2 separate regions of the Mus musculus genome follow, and region 2 is linked to region 1. The links are chromatin loops, found by intact Hi-C in ENCODE. Cell type or tissue: heart. All regions are shown on one strand. Each heading gives the region's core, and the rest is flanking DNA. Links, peaks and the distances in the headings are about the cores only. Region 1 holds the start of Gm36926 (a long non-coding RNA gene). Region 2 overlaps Tekt3 (tektin 3).

What was found. A loop is a pair of places that touch in the nucleus more often than their neighbours do. Peaks named below come from ENCODE experiments on the same cell type or tissue, not always from the same donor. Only the 100,000 strongest peaks of a DNase experiment are listed, where the experiment ranks them.
Region 2: a loop joins it to region 1, with 2.0 times the contacts of the local background. A loop is called at or near these places in 2 of 42 quality-filtered maps.

What each region holds. Positions count from the first base shown.
Region 1 is chr11:63,118,272-63,129,442 of GRCm38, reverse strand. Gm36926 (a long non-coding RNA gene) reads left to right here and starts at 10,184. Exons shown (of 3, transcript XR_388733.4): 1 at 10,184-10,426. It also overlaps a transcript of Pmp22 not described here. In heart, for the core only: a CTCF peak has its summit at 4,884; DNase peaks (open chromatin) are centred at 482 and 3,402; H3K4me3 peaks cover 60 bases; H3K27ac peaks cover 1,229 bases.
Region 2 is chr11:63,066,124-63,077,294 of GRCm38, reverse strand. It overlaps Tekt3 (tektin 3), which reads right to left. Exons shown (of 8, transcript NM_027660.1): 2 at 6,710-7,317; 3 at 3,787-3,870. The coding sequence starts at 7,288. Among named protein-coding and RNA genes, the nearest start is that of Tekt3, 10 kb to the right of the region's middle. In heart, for the core only: no CTCF peak of the experiment used is centred there; no DNase peak of the experiment used is centred there; H3K27me3 peaks cover 287 bases.

The sequences.
Region 1 (11,171 bases), core at 1-8,000:
CGCTGGCCAGCTGGGTGAACACTGCAGCCTCGCCCTAGGTAGAACCATCTAGGCGCCTCTCTCCCTTCTAATCAGGATGCATTCAGATTCTAGAAACTCTCGGACCACTTGCTTGCCTCCCCAGCCAAATACACACCCAGGTTTAAAGCAAGAATTTGAGAACCCCAAGGTTCAGTAATCTATGTTCCGTCTTCATTGCAGTCGCTTCCATTTGCAGGTTGCAATGGACAAAAACTGAGCCACTCTATAAAGCACACCCTACCCAGAGATACCATTTGCCAATCAAACTCACCAGACCAATGGTGTAACCCCTTCCTCCACTTGGATGTCTCTGCAGTCAAGAGCAAAGGCTTGGGAGCCCTCCCCGTAGGACAGCAGATGCCCACAGCAGACCAGACTCTGAGCTCTGCTGCTTCCAGCCAGGCTCCCTGAGAGGTTCTCTGGTGGAGCTCCCTGTAACTGAAGCTGTCCTAGGCGTCTTTCCAGTTTATTCAGGGGCTGGTCCAATGCTGGGATATGTCATGGTGGCCTGAGAGGTTCTCAGCCTCTACTATTTAAAGAGACAGTGTCCAGCTTGTGTATCTTCCAGGATAGAGTGATCCCAAGAGGCCTTGCAGGAAATGAACTTGGAATGAATTTGTGGTGTTCCTGAACCTGAAAGCTCGGGGCTGTCCTCCCTGGAAACGCTAACCTGTATATAGGCAAAGAGAGCCAGCCCATTCTTAGTTAGCTATCTGCAATTTTGAGTGGATTCTGCAGAACTGAAATCTGTGTAGTGGGTATATACATACAGTGTTACACAGTGCAAGGAATCACTGTACAGCATTCCAACGTGGTACAACTTAGCCCATCAACATCATGCCAGGGAACCAAATATCTCAGTGATACCAAAGTCAGGTTCCTTTTGCTATGTGCCCAATTAGCAAGAGTCCATGATATCTGCTCTTTCTGCCTTGACTCCCTCAGCCCCAGCATACCATACTGGCTGAGTATTAGAATGGAATTTAGGGAAACATGTCTTTCAGCTTTGTCTTTAATGTATCTTTCCTCGGATCTCTATTAAGTAGTGACCTTGGTGAGGACACTCATTTCAAGCTAACAACCCTCTGCAGAAAAGGGTTCTGAAGCCGGGCAGTGGAGACAGAGGCAGGTGGATTTCTAAGTTCGAGGCCAGCCTGGTCTACAGAGTGAGTACCAGGACAGCCAGGGCTACACAGAGAAACCCTGTCTGACAAAAACAAACAAACAAAAAAATGGTTCTGACCTCTCCGGCAGGATAGACCAGAAGAGCAGTTGGGAAGTCAAGAGCTTGGCAGATGACGCTTGGAGCATTTTCTCAGCTCAGCCCACCCCCTCTATCACATAAGAAGGGTCTTCATCACTAACAAGTACAGATGCTCATCTAACGGAAGAGGTTTACTTGAAGCGATTTCCTGGAATCCTGGCACTTTCCCCAGTCTCTACTTTCCCCAGTCTCTTATGTCAGGAACGTCCACTGTGATCAACCCAAGGCATCAGAGGAAGTCCTCCTCTGCTGTACAGACCTCACATCTTGCTGGGCTTCATAGTCAGGGACAAGGCTGATGGTCCAATTGCTCTGCTCTCAGCCAGCATCTTCTAGTTCCCCCAGGTCTCTTCTTTCTCCCTTGCTATAGCTGTTTCTACTTTCCCAACACTCATTCTTAGCCCTGACTGTTATGCTTAGAAGAAACTGAAAACGGGTCCAATGATCTCAGTAGGGTCCATGGCAGAGATGCTGGCACTGGTGGCAAGGGATGGGACTCAGAGTCTGGTCGCTCGTCTCACTGATTCTCCAGCATGTCCAGCATGGTGTTCTGGAATTATTACACCCTTAGTTTTCCTTCCAGGTTCCCTCTGTGGTTCAATATAAACCAGGTCGAGGCTAGGGGATGGGCTATTGATTATGCAAGACATGGATTAGTCTCATCGGGTGAAACGGGGCAGGGTATGGACAAAAAGATGAGAGCCTATCCCAGTCCTCCTCTGACATGGTCTGCACAGAGTTCTGGAAAGCAGGAAGCACAGGTCCTTTGATCTTTACAGACGTCCTCCTCCCATGATTAAATCGAAGACTGAAAGCCAGAGGCTGTTATCTCTCAGTCCAGGACATAACGGTCACATCAGAAAATATCATTTATGACCTCAAAGCCTAGACTTTGAGGAAGAGTGACAGCGAGGGCTGCAGGCATGGATTTTGCATCTGGGCCTATCAGGTTCCTCCCTGAGTCCAGTCTTCCCTAGACCCGCCCTCTCAGCCTCTGTCTCTTTGGCCCTCCATCTCAGCTGCTAAGCCCTGGCAGAGCTGCTGACTATACAGCTCATCCGCACCAGTCTTCACCCATCAGGCCCGAGATGTCTGCCTCCTCCCCCTTGGAGCCACCTGAGGGAGATGTCCTTCTGGTTCTCTCACGCTCCTTTAAGGATCACTCTCCTCGGCCAAATAGGACTTCATTGCAGCCATGAATAATGTCCCATTGAGCTACTTGCCATGATAATCACACAGAACAGTCACCCAATCATATTTATCATCGTGGATGTTTGCCTCCCCTTTACACATAGAGAAAATAAGACTCCTACAACTTCACCGAGGAAACAGTGAGGTCACCCCAGACTGGCTAGTTCTAAAGGCTGAGTGTTTCTGCTGCACTGAGTTTGAGTCTCTCAGGAGTGATCACTCCATTCAGAAGTCATGGACTAAATTAATAGCATTAGCCATTTATATTTACCAAGCCATCCTATTAAGACCAAGGATCACCCTGAGCATTTCATACGAATCAAATCACTAACCTTTGCAATGACCGTACAAAATGGGTACCATGCAAGGCCCTGTTCTGTCTTACTCCTCCTTGTTACATCTACAAAACTCCTAGAGCACTTTCCATAATTCAATTTCCTTTTTCATGAAAGATATACTTTATATACAGTTAGTCGCCCACATTTCTCTTTCTATTAAATGGGGAAAGTTATACCTGTCCCTGGGAACTGATATCCAGCATCCAGCCTCAGGAGGTCCATGTTACACACACACACACACACACACACACACACACACACACACATCTGGCCAGCACCTGCCCTGGGACAATGCTCAGAAGTAACAGTTGATTCCATGAGACTGCCACTGTTGTCTTTTGGAGTAGAACTCAAGCAGATTCTGCAGGAGGAAGCCCTTTGTGCACTTGGCAGCCGATAACATGCTGTTGTCTAGAGCATCCTGTCCAGAGGGAAGCACTGTAACTATTTCCATGTGAAGGAGCTGGGGTGAGAAAAATGCACGCGTTTCTCCCGGCATCAGCCTGCAAAGGCCAGGCTGGGACCCAAGGCCTGCTTCCCTACCCTGTGGCTTTTCATTCTGCACACTCCTCAAGAGCAAAGGAGAGGTGAGACTTGCACTTGGCCTGTGTCCAGATGGTGACGTGGCCAGAAGCATCTTTCCTCCATCACTATCTGGACAGTGTTCACACAGCCAAGGAAGCCTGTGCAGCCTCATGGCAGTCTGTGTGGGAGAGTTCTTGGCCCAACCTGGATGCAGCTGGTCTGGAAGGATTTTCAAAAGTCAACTCACTGGCTCTGGGTGCATCTACACTGTTCTGACCTTGTGAGCAGACCTTAAGAGCAGCTTATTAGAAGAACAGGCAAAGGGGGAGAGAATGAACAGAAAGAGGAAGGGACAATGGAGGCAGAGAGAAGGGAAGGAACGGGACTAAGTTTAACTTCCACTGGCTTCCATTCCCCTCTGACAATACAGAAGTTTGAAACTATGTCATGTTCAAGTCCTGAAGGATGGGAAGATGCTCTGTATAAACAAAGAAGATCAAATCAGCCACATACACACACACACACACACACACACACACACACCCCACATCACCACACACAGACACACAGAAGCACACACACACCCCACACCATACACATCACATTACATGCCACATACATACATGTGATATACTATGCCACACACATGCACACATATATGCACACACACCCCACATATATACCTCACACACGTACCCATACACTACACACACACACACATATCACACACACACACACCACCACCACCATTACCATCACCATAACATGCACACACATACCCCATCACCCAAACACACACTCACACACACACACCACACACATTATCATACTACATGCCACACACATATACATACACACATGTGTGTTCACATGCACACATACATACCACACCATATACATACCACATGTATACTACACACACACACATCACAAACACATCACACACACACCCATCCACACACACCAAGCACATACACATGTATCACACACACAACCTAACTTGCAAATTCACAGTTTTATCTCAGAATGAAGTGCATCTTCGGCTCCTTCACCTGTGGGAGAGAGAAAGCACAGAATAATTATGTTGCAGACACAAAGAAAACTACAGAACACAAACCACTCTTTGTCCCTGAATGTGTTGTTGCTTAGGGAAGCCAGATTCCAGAGATGCAAGTGGAAGGGGAGAAAGCTGCCTTTCTCTGCCATCCCATAAGCTGACAGAGAGCAATTTGAGCGAGAGAAGGTCAGAAACAGACACGTATTTGCAACCCTGAAGCTGAAACTTATCTAAAGCTCCCAGTCAGTCCTAAGAGGCAGGCTTCTGCTCCCAGAGAGATGGGGAGTGAGCAGTCTCACTGCAGAACTTATAAAGGAGGAGAGTGGACCATGACATACTGTCTGGGCTTCTGCAGAGCAGCTGTGGTCCTTCTTACAAAGGCAGCCTGGACTTGATATGACATACAGAGAGAGGGGACAAAAAGACTGCTTACTACCCACAAGGGGATGCTTGAGCCCTACACGTGAGAAATGAGCATTCACCTCCAGCAGGAGGAGCAATGAGGGCCTGGGGAAACAACCCCAGTGTAGCCCCAAGGTGTCTCACTCCCTGTGAGCCTCTGAGCCTGTGGTCTGAGAATGAGCCCCAGGGCAGGTGTTCTCTTCCTCTGAGAGCCTCCGGCTGCTTTTCAAGTGTGAAACCTTAGCTACCCCAGGACGGTCACAAGCAGAGGTCAAAGGTCAAACCCTTTTGCGAAGTTCAAAGGGAAAAGTGGGCAAAATTTCAAGTGTGTTTCCTCTTCATTGTTATGGTCTAGGAAATACCTAATCCAGGGAACTTCAGTGGCAGGGCCTCCTGTGGAGATCATTTAAAACTTTGAGCTCAGAAATGAATTTTAGGAATTTATTTGAAAATGGTCCTGGATGTGTGAAAAGCTGCTGCTCAAATGTATTAATCATGACAATTCTTATAATGAAAGAGGTTATGAATAGTCAGTAAGCTTTGGCTCAGCCATAGCTCAACTATTATAGAAACCTTTAAAGTAATATAGAGGTGGTGAATAATGAAATTCAGGGACACGTGTAATACATATGGAATATTATACTCACAATGCATTGAACACTTTCTGTGGGCCAGTGCTAAACACCTCATTTAACCCACTTCTCTAAGAACAGAGTGGCTGTGACCTCCTAAGGCACCCACACAATTGGCAGAACAGTGGTGCCCAAATATACACTTAGGCCATCAGGCCATATTCTTAACTACTCAACTCCAGGGGATAGCAGGCTTGTTTGCTTTTGTTTTTATTTTTTATTTAGGGTATTGAGGATTGAATCCTGGTCCTTTCACGTGCTAAGCAAGCAAGTACTCTACCACTGAGCTACCTTCCTAGTCCTCTGGTCCTTTTTAAGGCTCTTGTTTGTTCATTTGTTTGTTTTAATTTTGAGACAGGGTTTCACTAAGTTGCTCAGGTTGGCCTTGAACTCACTCTGTAATCCTGCAAGACTTAAACTCAGACTCGCAGTCAGAAGTAGCTGGGGATTATAGGCCTGTGCGACCAGGCTCAACGTGTATGTAGTCTCAAAGCTCCATGGTAACAGCAATGAGGGTAAACCCCATGATTATGCAGAGCCGAGAGTGCAGGCTACCTCTGTAAGCAGCGTGTGTTGTGGTTGGGATAACCATTCCTCCAGCCATGCATATGCTATGACTTTGTCAGCGGAGGAACGTATAGACAGTAGGACCTAACAGAAGGAAGCAGTATCATCAGGACCTCACCCCATTCTCTCCTTCTCTTTGCTTCCTAACTGCCATGAGGTAGGCATCTTTCCCCATTGTGTACTTCCTGCCGTGGATCTCTGCCTCAAAGTCAGCCCTGCTGCCTAGAGCCAGCCAATCCTGGACTGCAATTCCTGAATCCTCCCTGTAAGTTGAATGCATCGATATTTTGATTCAACAGTGGAGGGCAATAAACACACTGTGCCTCTTTTGATTCAACAGTGGAGGGCAATAAACACACTGTGCCTCCACGCTCTGACTTAAAATGAGTAAACAAACTGTGGGGAGCTAAGCACACCTCATGGCTAATTGTAGAGACTAGTCAGACATTCCAGCCCCAGGTCCCCAGCACACAGAATCTGTGGTTTTCTGGCACAAGTGGAAAGAATACAAACAGCCCACTTCAGGGAAGGAGCGAGAGGGCCAGGAGCCAGGGCTTGCTGGTCACAGCTGGACAGAAAGGTGGGCAATTAGTGTTGGGCTAATATGTATGTGCACTAGGAGTTTGATAATCCTGTGTTTTACTTTTAACAATGTATCAGATGATGCACAAGAAAGAAAGTAGGCCTAGATCTGTTTTTATCTTGAGGGATTCTTACAGAGTCTTCGGAATTCATTGGTTTAGGTACATGGCTTTGAATGTGAAAAAAAAAAAGAATGTAAAGGAAGGAAGGAAGGGAGGGAGGGAGGGAGGAGAGAGAGAGAGAAAGAAGGAAGGAAGGGAGGAAGGAAGGAAGGAAGGAAGGAAGGAAGGAAGGAAGGAAGGAAGGAAGGAAGGAAGGAAGGAAGGGAAAGAAAGAAATGCCGGCCACAGCATGTGGTAAGACGGTGGTTCAGATGACTAAAATAATACTGGAAATGGTGGTTAGCTTGCCTCAGGGGAAAGCCCTGTGTGGTTGTTATGATTTACCACCTACTACCATATTGTCTTTTCCCTCAGTTTCTTCCTCTTTCTTGCTTAATGCCCAGACTCAGAGTATGTGCCCATACTTAACATATGAATGCTATTAACATCTGAATTCCTCTACCACATGAGCTGCTCAATTAGGATTCCTGGGACATTTGTGAGTTTTGTGTCTCAGGGGAGTGAATTCATGAGCCTTCCCTGGGGGATGGGCAATGTGATATCTTCCCCCACCTTAGCTCCAAGATTCAGGATCACTGAATGTCACTGTTGAAAACATTGGCCTACATGACCTTCTCTGGCATTAATGCTATGAGCTTCATCCACGGAGGAAGTGGACCATAGCCATCTCAGAAAATCAAAAGGTCGATTTCAAGGCAGGAAGCCTCGGCTAAGAAGTCTCAACTAGATAACTTTCCAAAGATAGAAAACAGGAAACATCAATAGTACCGAACCCTGAGAAGTCCCAATCAGTTTTGTCACTATGAACCCAGGTGAGAAAAGGGAGAGATGTGCCTGGGATCATGTGATGATTGAGTGTTGGATACACAAAGATCCTTATACCCACAGACATCCAGGGAAAACAAGAGCATCAATCACGCAGGGGGTCTCCTCAAAGGAGGGAAGACCTGTTCTTCCATTCAGAATGCTGGGAATTAGGGGTGATTGACAGCCTGGTGATCTGCATTATTTGTTAGACCAGTTCACATCAAGCTTGTATAACCAAGACAGGAGGTGGCTGGCAATCTCAATGGCCCTTACAGCCACGCTTCCAATACCAGGGCCAGAGAGATTAATAGTCTAAATGACCCCTAAATTATCTGCATAGCCAGAGGTTCCCCAAGCTTCCACAACAAGAACCAGAGATGGCTAACATCCCAAAGGACCCAGACCCTTCCCTAGGCCCTTATGCTAACACACGTAGCCTATCTCTAGGACCCATCTTCTTGGGAGAAATGACATGCATCCTGGATTGAGTTTTGATGTAATTATGCTTTCTTGTGAACTGGAGATTGTATTACATCAGGAAACTTTTCTAAACGGTTCTGTGTTTTAAACATGCTGGCAATGAACCACCTGGCATCAGACTCCCCAAGCCAGCTCCAGGTTGATGAAGTCTTTCTGATTTTTCATTCTCACTGCTTTGCAGTCCACTTCCTCTCCTGGATGCCTGCAGGGACCCCCTCAGTCAAGACAGACAGAATCACACTGTTCTCAGGTCTTCAGGATCTGCCCTCATGCATTTCCTCCCCATTTGACAGCATTTCCTCTCAGTGAGTGGCTTGCTGTGGTCTTTCACAGCTAAGATGGTGCACAAATGAACCAAGGATGGCTTTGGGTATTAGGTTATTTAGCTCACTGTACGCTTAGATTCATCAGCTCAAAAGCCTAGTGGTTTCAAACTCAATGTTTTATACATTACACTATTACAAAAGTAGTTCTGACAATCATATTTTTAGCCCTATAGTTTCTACCTTCTTTGCATACATACATCAGATCATCATCTACCTACGGACAAAATGGAATCTTATGCTTATAAGATCCCCTTTCTGATGTCCCCTTCCACAAGAACTCCCTATCCTCATCTCTGTGTGCTATATCCCCCCCCCCCACACACACACCCCAGTAAACCTCAGGCTATGAAGCCTCTTCTATGTAGTTCCATCTGTACACTGCCAACAAAGTTTGCCATGTTCTACGGTCTCTTACTGTCATGGAGTTTTCAAATGCCCATCCCCAAAGTCCTTTGAGTGAAGACTCACACATGGGTGGGTGGTGGAACCCAGTGGATCCCAAGATCACAGAACTCAGCAATGTCCCAAGGAAATTGAGGAAATGTCCAGAGGAAGTGAGTGTCAGGTGCTATCACACCACACCTTCTTCTAATAATCCAGCAGATTGAATTTTGAATCCAGTGACACATTAGAAAAATTAATGAATACCCTCTTAGTTTGTCTTCTATTGCTGTGATAAAACACAGAGCAAAAACAGATGTGGGATGAAGGGGTTTAGTTCATCTTACAACTCTCAGGTCACATATCACTGAGGAAAGCCAAGACAGGAGCCTGGAGGCAGGACCTGAAGCAGAGACCATAGACAGGTGCTGCTTAATGGCTTGCTCCAGAAAGAGCCTTCACTACAGCAAGCTGAGGGTGAGGAGGAACTCATGGGCTCCTCCGTTTGAGGCCAGGCAAAGGGCAACCAGGAGCACACACTTGTATGTCAGCTGGTGGAAGTCTATGCCATCTGTATGTACAGACGACACTGCAGGCATGTGTCTATCCCAGGAACCGAAGAGCCATTTTGACTCTGCAGCTCTGGCATCTGGTCCTCAACCCTTCTCCCGTAGCACACAGTGTGTGAATTCCTGGGTGGAGCTGAAACAGGCTGGCCATCTACTAGAAGCTTGCCACTTGTAGTATCAGTTTCCTGCCCACACCAGCGCTGCCTTCCATCAAGGAAACAGAAGCCTTGCTGAGGTCACTGGACTCTGCTGATTTCTTCCATGGTGAGAGACATCTGACTTTTTCCAGGTGGTGACTAAGTGTATTTGGCATCCACGGCACTCTACGGAGCCCGGACTTTGGGACAAGTGTGCTTTGAACATCTTCAATTCAACTATGTGATGAGAAGCAAGACTGAAGTCCTCTTAAAACAATATTCAATAGATATTTATTGAGCAGCAACTGTAGCCAGAGACCAACACCATTGTTCAGCCCGCAGACACTTCTCAGCCCTAATGCTCACCTCCTTCAAGAGATGGATTCTATTTTTCCACTCTTTAAGTTGGCATCTATCCATGCTAGTGTGATATTAACGGTGCAACATGGGAAATGCTGTAGGAGGAAGCCCAGACATGCTTCTGGGTTGAGAGCTTTTGGTGTCACTTGTAGGAGTTTGGCATTTGTCACTGGGCTCCGACAAGGAAGTAGGTTCAGATAAGAATATTAGAAACGGTGACCGTGGGGCTTTGGTTACCACTTTACTTAATTATTATCTTGTGTGATCGCTTGGCTTCCTACTTTGCTAATTACTATCTTATGTGATCATTTTGTTTACTACTTCACTTGATTACTTTGTCTTTGATCTCAGAACCGGCCGTGGGTTTTTTGGATGTACCTAGAATGATATAAAAGCAGACTGGGAAAGACTAGAGCTGCTTCTGCCTCAGTACAGGCTGAAGCCATGTTATACTTTTCTCTAATTGCTTTTCTTCTTTTTCAACCCTCACTTCCTCCCTTGAGACCCTGTCGACTGACTGAGCTGGTTTGCTCACTTCTGGAGACTGAGAGGAAACGCGATAGGAGATTCTCAACCACCATCCCAGCTACCTGTGCTAAGGTCCCCCAAGTACACCAGAGTCGGACCTGGAGCAGAGGGACGCCAATGAAAATCACGTGAGAATGGTGAGAGCCAACCACACGCTATTTTAGGCCAATAAATTTGGAGGTGGTTTTGATACACAGAACAAAGTAACTGATACACTAATAACCCTTGATCTGGGAGATGGGTGCCAACCATGTTACCCAGGAGTTTATGACAATGGGAAGAGAGGCAATGTCCCCTGTGGTAGCAAACTAATTTCTTCTTGCTCCAAAGCCTCTGAGGCTTAGAAATTTACTTTAAGAGTTGATTCAGCTGCATCTCCAAAAAACTGAGAGTGACAGAAAGCTCTAGAAGCTACCTAGAGGCCTGTGGTACTTGCTGGTCTTATGGAGACTCTCAGAGCTTTCTGAGAGGCTAGTTATTCTGAGGAGTCACTTGTCAATCTGGAGAGTCCTGTGTGTGTAGTATGCTCTGGGGCTCAATGGAGAGCAAGACTTTCCTGTGAACTATTGTTATTACTGGGGACTTGCTCGTTATTTCTAGTTCATCTTAATTAGTTACGTGAGCCTGTAAGACGTGGGAGACGGACATGTCCACTGAATGTCATAGGACATCAGAGTGCTAAAGAGCTGGACAGGATAGGGAGAGGAGGTAGAGGAAGGGGAGAAAGTAAAAGGAGGAGGAGGAGGAGGAAGAGGAGGAGGAGGAAGAAGAGGAAGAGGAAGAGGAAGAGGAAGAAGAAGAAGAAGAAGAAGAAGAAGAAGAAGAAGAAGAAGGGGGAGGGGAGAGGAGGGGGAGGGGAGGAAGAGGAGGGGGAGGGGGAGG
Region 2 (11,171 bases), core at 1-8,000, 52 kb after region 1:
GATGCTGTTGCGAACAATCAGAGTAAACAGATCGACACTGCCAAGGGTCATGTTTGTTTTCTAGGTTTGGCAATTATAGGTTTGGCAATTAAAGCTAATTTCCCTTCCAGAAAGCTGAATTTGTCTACAATAGTGAATAAGTCTGCCTTCCTTGGGCACGCTGGGTAGTCATCTATCCTGCAACTCTCACCAAAGTGACAGAGCATGCCCCAAGACAACAGCCAACCTGCCTGTATTTGAAGGCTAATATAAGGATATATTTGATGTTCTTAACATACTCAAAATGCAGTCCTTAGCCACATGTGGTGGTAAGAGCCTGTAGTCTTAGGAAGACAAGAAAGGCTGAGATGCTGAGGAGTTTAAGTCTAAGGTTAGCTTGGGTCACAGAGTAGGAGACCCCCTTACCTTAAAATAAAATCAGTTCTTTCCCATCGGGTGCAATGTAACTTTGTGCATGGTATTTAGTATATTGACATTAATGGTTTCTATGATGCTAAAATCTATCAAATAATTTTTTTGCTTATCTTTGTTGATTTGATTATGATACTTTCTTCTCTTTACTACCATGAGCATATGCCTGTTGTCTTCTTCCTTTGTTGTTTAACTTAAATGTATTGATTCAGGGGCTTCTGGGGGACGGAGAGCTCAGACGGTAAAGCAGTTCTCTTGCAAGGACAAGGACCTGGGTTGGCTTCCCAGACACGATGGCCTGGGGAGGCTGAGACCGACAGATCCTTGAAGCTTGCTGGCCAGCCAGTCTAACCTAATTGATGAGCTCCGGGCCAATGAAAGGCCCTGCCTGGAAAGAAAGAAGCAGCAGTCCTGAGAATGACAGCTGACGTTGTCCTCTGGCCTTCATAGGCAAACACATACATAGGCACTCCCATACACATACGGACATGCCACATACATGTTTAGACAATACTGAGTATGCCTAAAATGTTAAACCTGCTGTCTGATTCTTTGAGGCTCAGGATCAGTGGAATCAATGAGCATTTTCTCTGCTTCCATGTTGTACCAAAGTTCTGCCTGTTCTTATAAATATCATGGGATACTAAAAGAATCTTAGAATTTTGTATTGTTTAATGGTCATCTGTCTCAATGACATAGAGAAGAGGGGCAGTAGAGAAGGGAGAGGGAGGAAGGGAAAGAGGAAAGAGAGAGAGTGAGAGAGAGATACAGAAGAGAGAGAGAGAGAGATCAAAGGATGCCTGGAATCCTGCCTAGAAAACATCATTAGAACACTTTACAATATGTACTGTGGGTGTTTTCACATAAAATGGACGTAGTGGAAACTCCTGGGATTTCCAGTGGGGGAAAATGCATTTAATAAAACTTTAATATTTTTTAATCCTTAAACAATAGTTGTTTGTGAATTCAAACAAAGTCAGATGACAAACAGCAAGCAGATGGTTGAAGGCAGAGGAATTCCCACGAAGAAAGAAAGTCTATATTGGGAAGTGTAGAGCTGCCCAGTGTTACCTGACCTGTCAATCTGAACTCATCCCTGCAGTGGAACTATGTGTGGTGCAAGCCATCCTCTCCCCTGCCTGGAGGTAAGAGCTTGCAGGAGGCAGATGCAGAAGGCAGGAGCTGTGGAGGCAGTCTGGGTCCAGTGAGCCCATGACTGCAACTACCTGCAGCGCACAGGCGCACCTGCAGGAGCCGGGAAAAGGGCGATGATTCTGAACTTGGAGAGGAGTAAGAGCTACTGTGGACTGACTTCCCAGAGAGTCCCAGGATGTCAGTGTAGTCCATGACTGTGGTTTCACTAGCAGGACTTTGGGGTGAAAGCCAAACAGGAACTTTGTCTCCGTGGTTGAGGATCCTTGAATTAGGGCTCCTATTTGAGCAGATGAAGCCTTCACAGTCTCCTGCTGCCACCCACCTCTCAGGAACTGGATTCTTAGGGCAGCGTTGCAGAAGGGAGGATGTCAGAGTAGAGACTCTGCAGCCTTTTCTTTTCTATCACCCCGAGTGAAACCCCACTGCCTCACACTTTAACTGTGACCAAAGTTATGGAGTAATGGTAAGGACAACACTTTCCTGGGCTTCTGGATAGATAGCTTTAGACTGGTGTTTCTTAAACTGTTTCCAGTTAAAACCTTCTTTGAAGAAGTAAAATAATAAAATAAATAAAATAAAATAAAACAAAATAAAATAAAATAAAATAAAATCTCCTTTGCTTCTAAGCGATGGTGGTGCACACCTTTAATCCCAGCACCTGGGAGGCAGAGGCAGTTGGATCTCTGTGAGTTCAAGGCTAACTTGGTCTACAGAGTGGGTTTCCAAGATATCCAAAGCTAAATATAGAAACTCTGTCTCCCCCCAAAGTAATTAAATAAATAACCTCTTTTGCCTATATGATCTTAAGTCTAGAGGTATTAAAATTAATATTATCAAACAATTGAATTGTTTTTCTCTAAAACTTAATTATTATTTATATAGGCTAGATAGAAGTTCATATCAGGTATATGCTGTGTGAAGAGGATAATCTCCCTTCCTTGATGTTCCAGTTCTCCAGTTTTGTTGATGTAGCTTATCTTTTGTTCTTGTTTTTCTTTCAGGGTTGTATCTAAAAGACTGTCACCCACTCCCGGGTCAACGTTATTTAGACCTTCTTTTCCTAAGTATTTAATCATTTCTAACCTTGATCCTTAAGTCTTCCATCCATTTCATATGTCACAGTGTAGGGCTCTGAGGTGGATTGTTTGCTGTTTGTTTTCAGATAAAGAGCTGACGCTGATGCAGGGTTTAAGGAGATAATGGCTGCAGCCAAGGGTACTCTACCACCGGGAGGAAGAAGAAGGTGACAGGGTAGGACAGGCTAGGAAGTGATCTGGGAGGAAGGACAAGCAGTTGACCAGGACTTACTTGATCCTTATTAGTGCATGCTAATCAAAGTCTTTAAAACTGTTTGGCAGAACTCTTAAGGTGAAGAACTAGTGCTTGAGTTAACGTCTTAGACAAAGAAAGAGACTGGAAGTATCCTCAAGCACTCGGAGGCTGAAACCTCAACCGACTGAGAGAGAGACGTCAGTGTAGGTAGCACAGAAAGCCAGAGAACTCGGGAGTAATGCAGATTTAAGAGGTGGAAAGTGCAAGTGAGCCTAGGAGATTCCACAGAGCAGCTTGGACACATCAGTTCTGGGGTGGCCACTTGACCGTGGACCAAAGCTTCCCCAGATGTGCATGCCCTTTGACATCCCAGTTACTAGTCCTCAAGAGAAGTGGGGAGAAGGAGTCAGGAGCGTGCACTGGGCTCTGCAGTGATGGTTTTGACACCATGGTGGCATGGAGCTACAGGGATCAGATCCTGTGAATTGGCTAATCAAAGTTGTGTCCTACAGGTATCTGCACTGACAGGAAAGTGGCTTTGGTGTCATTTTAAATGGAGGCAGGTGTTTTCACATTGACAGATATAGTTGGAGTGCAATCTGGGAGACACATTTATGTCATTATTGCATGAAAGGGACACAATTATCTAAGAGTGTTTGACAGAATGACTGAAGTACTCCAAAATCTACAGATGCTGATTTGCATCCAAATGCGGCTATAAACACCTTATCTATTTTTTTATTCTTTCCTGTATTTTTAAAATTCTCAGTCAACATATATATTACTTATAAAACCAAGAAAATGAGCCTTTGCCAGACACTATAAATTTACTTATGAGTGGCTTTAGCCTGTACCTCCCTGATTTCTTCACCTAAACACACATTTGTGACTGTAGGCTTCTCAGTATTGAAGCGTTTTCGCTCCCCCCCCCCACACACACACACTTACCGCCAGTAGTTCTTTCTCGGCTTCATCATGAACAAGATCGATTCCCATTCTCTTCTCGCGGTGAAAGAGACACTCTCGGGAAACCTAGAGATCCACAGAGCACAGAACATGTCAATGAAATGACAGCGGCTACTTTAAAGGAAGGCAACAGGAACCCCCAAGGTGGACCTCTCAAGTCAGTTTGGAAGAGTTTAGCACAAGAAAGACCCTGGCAGGGAAGGAAGTCTTTGCTTTTACTGAAAGGTTGGCATCTACATTAGAAATTAATTTGAAAAAAAAAATCCTAGTTTGGAAAGCTGACAAAAAGAATCCCCACCAACGAGTAACTAAATTAAATGCTTGGCATCAGTTTATTGAAGAGAAACAGTTGGATAACATGAAAATAGAGTCTGAGATATAATTATTATTTCTAAGTATTTTCTACTGGAAAAAGTAGAAATAAATGGTTTGCTTTCAAAATATTAAAATGTTTGTGTAGCCAACTATCTGAGTCATTATCTATAAAATTGTTTATTTTCCTAGTTATAAAAATAATATGCTTTTACCTATTAAGAATTAAAATACAGAAAACATGTTTCAGAGGCTCATTGCTGCTTTGTTTATTGGCTGTCTGATTTTAATAAAATGGAGACAGAAATATCTCTAAATTTTATACTAATTTTTTTAGGATCAAATGAAATGGTAGACTGGAGTTTTAAAATATTCTTTGAAGCAGAGAATGTTAGTAATGACAATAAAAAGCAGCATAATTCGCTAACAATGAGCTGTGTAGGAAGTCATTGTGTAGCTAAAATGCTTTCTTCAAAACCTTTTCCATGACACAGGACTATGTTAAACTTTAGTAAATGCAAAATGTGAACCATGTTGTGATATGTTATTGAACCATAGCTGAGCAAATTTCTAATTTTTAATAGTAAAAATTACATTTACTAGAAGACGAACTGGTAGATTGTAGAAGTTCTGATTATTTAAGTGGATATCACCACACTGCCTTTCAGGAATCTTCCTCCGGCCCATGGTCCCACCGGTGACACATCCAAGTGCATGCTTTCTGCCCTAGATGTCACAAGTGTTCATTATTGCATATTTGGTAAGCTACAATGGCCCCCTGATTGATGTAATTACTATTGTGCTAAAATTTAACAAGCTTCCTCCTACTAAGTGGTTATTTATATGTTCTTTTTTGAGGTTTATCTCTATGTAATCAGGCCCTTTGACTCCATTTTGACAGTCAATATTGTAACCCACAAGAACACTCAGGCAGCCACTGCAGGAGAAAGCTCACATTAGAACCAATCAGAGCCCAGTCATAGTGAAGGGACTGAGGAAAGCAACCGAGTGTCTTGGGGACATTATATTTTCAGTCCCTGGGCTAGGTCCCAAGGAAGACATTGGAGGCATTCTGTAACAACTTAGATGAACTAATCCAAAATGACCCTATGTGAGCGCCTCCTCGGGACACTGGGACTTGTGTGTAGTTTTGTATTTGTGGTTAGTGAGAGGATGGGACAGAAAGTGACACTGTGCAGAGAAGCCCAGACAAGTCCTGAAATCACTAGACCTTCAGCCCCTTGGTCCTCACTCTTAGATACCATGAGATCTCCTGTAAGCATTCCACATTGAGACACCTGGTGTTGGTGGCGCCCACTGAGAAGTTTATTAATGTATATCCTTTCCCAGCTTCAGACAGGGAATGCCTTTTTTCTATAGTGGTGTGCATATGAGTTTGGAAGATCTATATCCAGTGGTACAAGGGTCATAGGTGACTAGAGCCCACTCAAAGCCTAATCAGACACCAGTGATTAACTGAAAGGCTGCCTGTCTATCCACGACAACTGGCCTACTACACTCAGCCCCAATTATCTTTTTAATAAAAGAATCCTAAACAGATTTCTAAAGGGGCCCCAGTTGATCGCTTATGCCTGAAAAGAAATTATGTCAACCTAGGGATTACTTCATGACACAGACTGAAAAATTTCGTTTCTTTTGGATTTTTTTTTGTTGTTTAAAAAAGTTTATTTGTGTGTGTGTGTTTATGTGTAAGTGGGTATGTAAACGTGTGTGTACATGAGTGCATGTTTGTGTATGCAGGTATATGTGTACATACATGTGTGCATTTTTGTGTATGCTTATATGTATGTAGGTATATGTGTGCAGGTTTGTATGTGTGTACATTTGTTGTGTATGTGTATGCAGGTTTCTGTGTATGCATGTGTATATGTGTGTGTGTGTACAGGTTTCTCTGTGTGTGTGTGTGTGTGTGTGTGTGTGTGTGTGTGTGTGTGTGCATGTCTGTGTGTGTGTGTACACATGTGAAGGCCCAAGGTCAGTCTTAAAGGTTATGCTAACTCAGATACCACCACCTTCATTCTGAAACGGAGTTTCTCATTGGCCTGGAACTCACTGATTATGCTGGCTGGTCAGTGAACCCAGTGATCCCCCTGCCTCCACCCTGCCAGTACTGGGGTTGCCAGCATACACCACCATGCCCTGCTTTTTCATATGGGTTCCAGGGATCAAATTTGGGTTCTCCTACTTGCAAGGCAAAGGTGTCACCGACTGAGCCATCTCCTCAGCTCTCATTAAATTAAGATTTTCTTAAACAACCGTTTTTCTTACATTTTCATCTTAATCTACAACCTGCAGAGATCAGACCAGCCTTTTCAACAGCCAAGAAGAGGGCACATTCGGCTGAAAACAGTGGGTAGCATAATCGTGTTAGTCTGCTTCGCTTTCAGAATTCGCTCAGAAACTCACTATGTGCGATATGTATAAAATGGCAATGGTTAGCCATTACCTCTCTATCCCATTTACAAATTTACTAATGATGAGTGGTGCTTCTATGGGCAGCAGAAATGTACTTTGTTGGAGATAGCTATAACCACTGGGCTGCAGTGCCTTCTACTCTGACCCTCATCCTCACCTGCAGAGGGCCTTCAGTCTCTATCAAACCCCTCTCCAGCCTTCTCTTAATATCAGTCAGTGCATTTGTCTCTCCAATCATTTCATCCAACTCATGTGTGATTTCAGATTTCCAAAACGCTAAGTCATTGACTCGTTCTCCCAGGTTTTGGGTAGAGTGAGCCTGGGTCTTCCGGATCTGCTGGTATTTGTCTTGAATGAGCCGAGATGTATCCACTCTGAGTCGCTCTGAGTTGTGCCGTGAGGAATTGGACTCCTGGAAGCTGACTAGATTGGAGCGGTACCAGTCGTCAGGGGTGTACCTCGTGAAGAAGGTGGTCCTATTGGACACGAAAGGGAGCATGGTGCTCTCACACACTCTCTGGGACCTCGAGGAGTACGGGGCCAAGGTTGGGTAGTTGTAGGCCGTTTTGTAGTAGGTGTTCGGTCTCCATGGAAGGCTCAAGCTATGTGTCAGATTGCGATGGGGAAAGCGGTCCTTATAGCTCGATGTTATGGTACCAATGGCTGGTAGAAAGCTGGCCGATGCAGGTGGAGGGTGGGCATATGTAGCCGTCAAAGTAGAACCTAAAAGTTCCATGGTGCTCAAACACAATTTATAAATCTCTCCTGCAAAAGAGGGACGGAAGGGAGGGACGGAGGGAGGAGGGGGGGAGAGAGGGAGTGAGGGAGGGAGTGAGGGAGGGAGGGAGGAAGGAAGGGAGGGAGGGAGGGAGGGAGGGAGGGAGGGAGGAAGGAAGGAAGGAAGGAAGGAAGGAAGGAAGGAAGGAAGGAAGGAAGGAAGGAAGGAAGGAAAGAAAGAAAAAGCAAATAAATTAATCTTATATAACATACTGATAAAAGATTTCATCTGACACAGTACCAGCTTCAGAGTTCCCAGGCTTATTATATATCTCTTCTGATATGTTAACAGCACTTTCTGGTGATGATTTTAAAGTTTCCATCTCCAAGCCTCTAAAATGTATGAAGGTAGTGTGTTTTTATATTAGTCACTTGAATTTTTGACATTCAAACGTTCTAAATTAAAAGACTGATCCTGTTGTGTGCAAACACATGCGTGTGGCTTCACATTATCCCAACTGCAGTTCATCTCATTCTAGAACATGCAGCTTTTTATTCTTAGTTGAATACATTCATGGGGCCTCCTAGGGAGACCAGGACACTTCAGACTGTGGCATAGGTTTTGCAATATAATTCTGTTGGGGAACTTATGGCTACAGACCTGTTACTAAGAGGGAGAGAATTAAGTCATATTACACTTGATGCACTATTCAGATAAAAAGAAATAAGTTCCTCAATGATTAATTAGCTACATAACAATACAGGATAACTGATTTGTAGAACTGTGTTCAAATTAATATCCACTCATAAAATAGCTTCCCATGCCAGAGTGGCCCAAGTAGCACTCGCTCCCTCACTGTGGGCTAAACCCCTTTCCTTTTCCTCCTAGTCACTCTATACTGGCATCTCTTCACTTCAGTTTGGAACTTTAAATATTGCTTTTCTTCAAAGTGAGTTCAAAGCAACTTGAGGTGTTGGGGACCTTAAGTCTGTCTTGCTTCCAACCTGTCTCCCTGGTCAGATCCAGAAATAACATAGTTTCCTTCTAGCAAAAACATTTCTCCTTAGCTTTGCTTAATGTTTGACAATAAAAGATCTCAAATCCAGAGAAGGTCAGTTAGTACTCTGACTGGAGGACTTGAAGGGCAGAATGTCACGTGGGTTTTTCTAACACCTGCTATGCTGGCATCTTGAGGTATCACAATCCAGGATTGTCAAAACTGAAACCACACAGCCGCGGAATATGAGACACACGCACAACATGAGACACGAGGAATGGGGAAACGCCGAGTATGGAAAAGCAGCCAGAGTTTTGTTTTAGGGAAGGGATGGCTGAGGATCTGGACTAGTGGACAGAGCTTAGAACTCAGGTCTGGGGATGAGTTCCACAAGAACTATGTTATAACCAAACCTGGAGCTCTGGCCATCCATCCTTTAAGGCCACCCAGGAAGAGGGAATCAAAGTCATCCCTTGATAATATTTTACCAAAGTTCTCCACTGCTGTATAGTGTATTTGGGTCTCCTATTGGTTAAGAATCCTGAAGGTCTCATGGCCTAAAAAAAAAATGTTTAAAAACTCAAACAGGATTTCCACCTACATCCATGGTAGACTAGCCAACACTGTACATCTAAAAGCCTGGATCCAACATATGAGACAGCTTCTCTCACACACTGGGCTACAGGCAACATAGGACTGATCCCTGAAAAAAAGGAAGCGAATAATGAGCCTTCTTATTGTTGAGCCATTGTGTTTGGGGAGCAATTTCCAGATCACTGTGGGGGAAACACATGAAATGGACAAGAGCATGGCAGACTCCGTATTGATAGAGCAACCAGACTCTGGAGGGGCTTCAACAGCTAGAAGTTGTGAGCAAAATTCAAGCAAACAACAAGCTATACAAACACAGCTTAGAGAGCTACACAGGGGATGCATGTGAGTCTCTGACTGGACATAACCTGCATATGTATCAAGGGACCCTCCTCAAACTTTGCCAAACACTGGGGGCAGAGTTGTTGGATGAACGATCTCTCAAGCCGAGAAGGGAGAGATGTGTACTGAGCAAGATTAGAATCTATGATGCTCCCAGGAGACAGTCAGCGAAGATGTCAGAACTGTCACACATTTGAAGTCCCTGGCTTGAGAACAGTTACTACGGATTGAACATGAAATCTCAGCCATGAGATCAGGTTTGCTCCTGGTCCCCAGTTGGTGGTGTTACTTTAGGAGGTTGCAGAAACATCAAGGAAGCAGGTTCTAGCTGGGGGAGTAAGCCACTAGGGGCAAGTTCTTGAGGGCGCATCACCTCTGGCTGCTTGGCTGGCTCTCTGTTTGCTTGTTGGCCGTGGGCAACAACCCTCCTGCAATTATACTCTTCTCTGATCATCTTGCATGTGGGCCCAACCAACCCTCTGAAACCATGAGCCAAAATTAACCTTCCCTCCCTTAATTAGCTCTTGTCTGGTAATTTTCCTTAGTAATGCCAAGATGTGAAGAACATTCTGGAGGCTCACTTAAGCAAAAGTGGACACAGGTCTCAGGATGATCAGATTGGCCAACAAGTGACTTGGTTTCCTGAGAACATCAAAACACTCAACCAGGTGGCATCGCTGTGTCCAGCAACCCGTCAAAAAAAAAAAAACAAAAAACTACATACATACTTACAGAAAAAGTATGGCCATAATTAAAGAGAATCGGTCTGTAGAAGCAAGTCTGGAAATGGAAGGAATGATGGGGGGGAGAACAACTGTGGGAGGAGCCAATGGAAAATAGGCGGGGCAAATGCACACAATGTCTACTTAACCCATTAATTGGCATGGGCTGCAGATTGGACACTGGAGACATAGAGATTGGTATACTCAAGCCTGGTGAACAGGAAACAGGGATTTTTGGTTTTGTTTTTGGTATTTAAAGAGAAAGACGAAGCAGCAGTATAATAGTACAGGAACTGTCCCTTTGTGATGTCAGAGGAGAGGGTCTAAAGGGAAGAAATAACTGAATGCCTTCCACATGTGATGGAAACTATTGTAGTCTTTATTATAAAAGTATAGAAATCCCACAAACTGTAAAAAGATAAACAGATGTGTGTGTGTGTGTGTGTGTGTGTGTGTGTGTGTACCCCAGTGCCACCCAGGGCTTATCCAAATCACATTTCTAAAAGCCAGGCCTAAAGGAAAAGCTGAGGAACCAAGAGAAAAAAGAGTAAAACAGCACAGCAAGAAGAAAGAATGGGTGTAGGAAGGAGCCTGGGATTGTCAGAAACTACTCAAGCAGGATGGCAATTTTCCCGTGTTTGTTTTGTGGTGCTTGGCACCAAACCCATAGTCTTTCACCTGTGAGGCAAGCATTCTACCAACTGAGCTACATGCCAGCCTTTGACAGAGTCTTTAGAGAGACCTGGAAGACAGCCTAAGGTAGACATTCTCTAGCAAGTGAAATGTCTCTCCCTCTAGTTGGCTTTCTGTTGCTGTGATACCACCACCACCACCACCACCACCACCACAGGCGACTGAGGGAGAACGGGCTGATCCATCCTGACCACAGTCTGTGACTGAGGGATGCAGGAACTCGAGCAGCAGCAGAAGCAGGAACCACAAAGGATGCTGCTTCCTGGCCTGCTCCTCATCACTCACTCAGCTTGCTTTCTAATTCAACTCAAAGGCTGAGCCTGCCCACAGTGGGTGGGTCCAGCTCACATCAATCATTAATCAAGAAAATGCCCCACAGACTTGCCCACAGGCCAATTTGATGGTGTGCTCTCAAGATTCCCTCTTCCCAGATGTCCTGAGCTTGTGTCAACAAACAAAACCCAACCAACACATCCCTCAAAAAAAGTAAAACCGTATAAAAGATTTTTTTTCAAACAAAAGTCGAAAGGATTCATCAGCAGCAGGCTTGCACAGG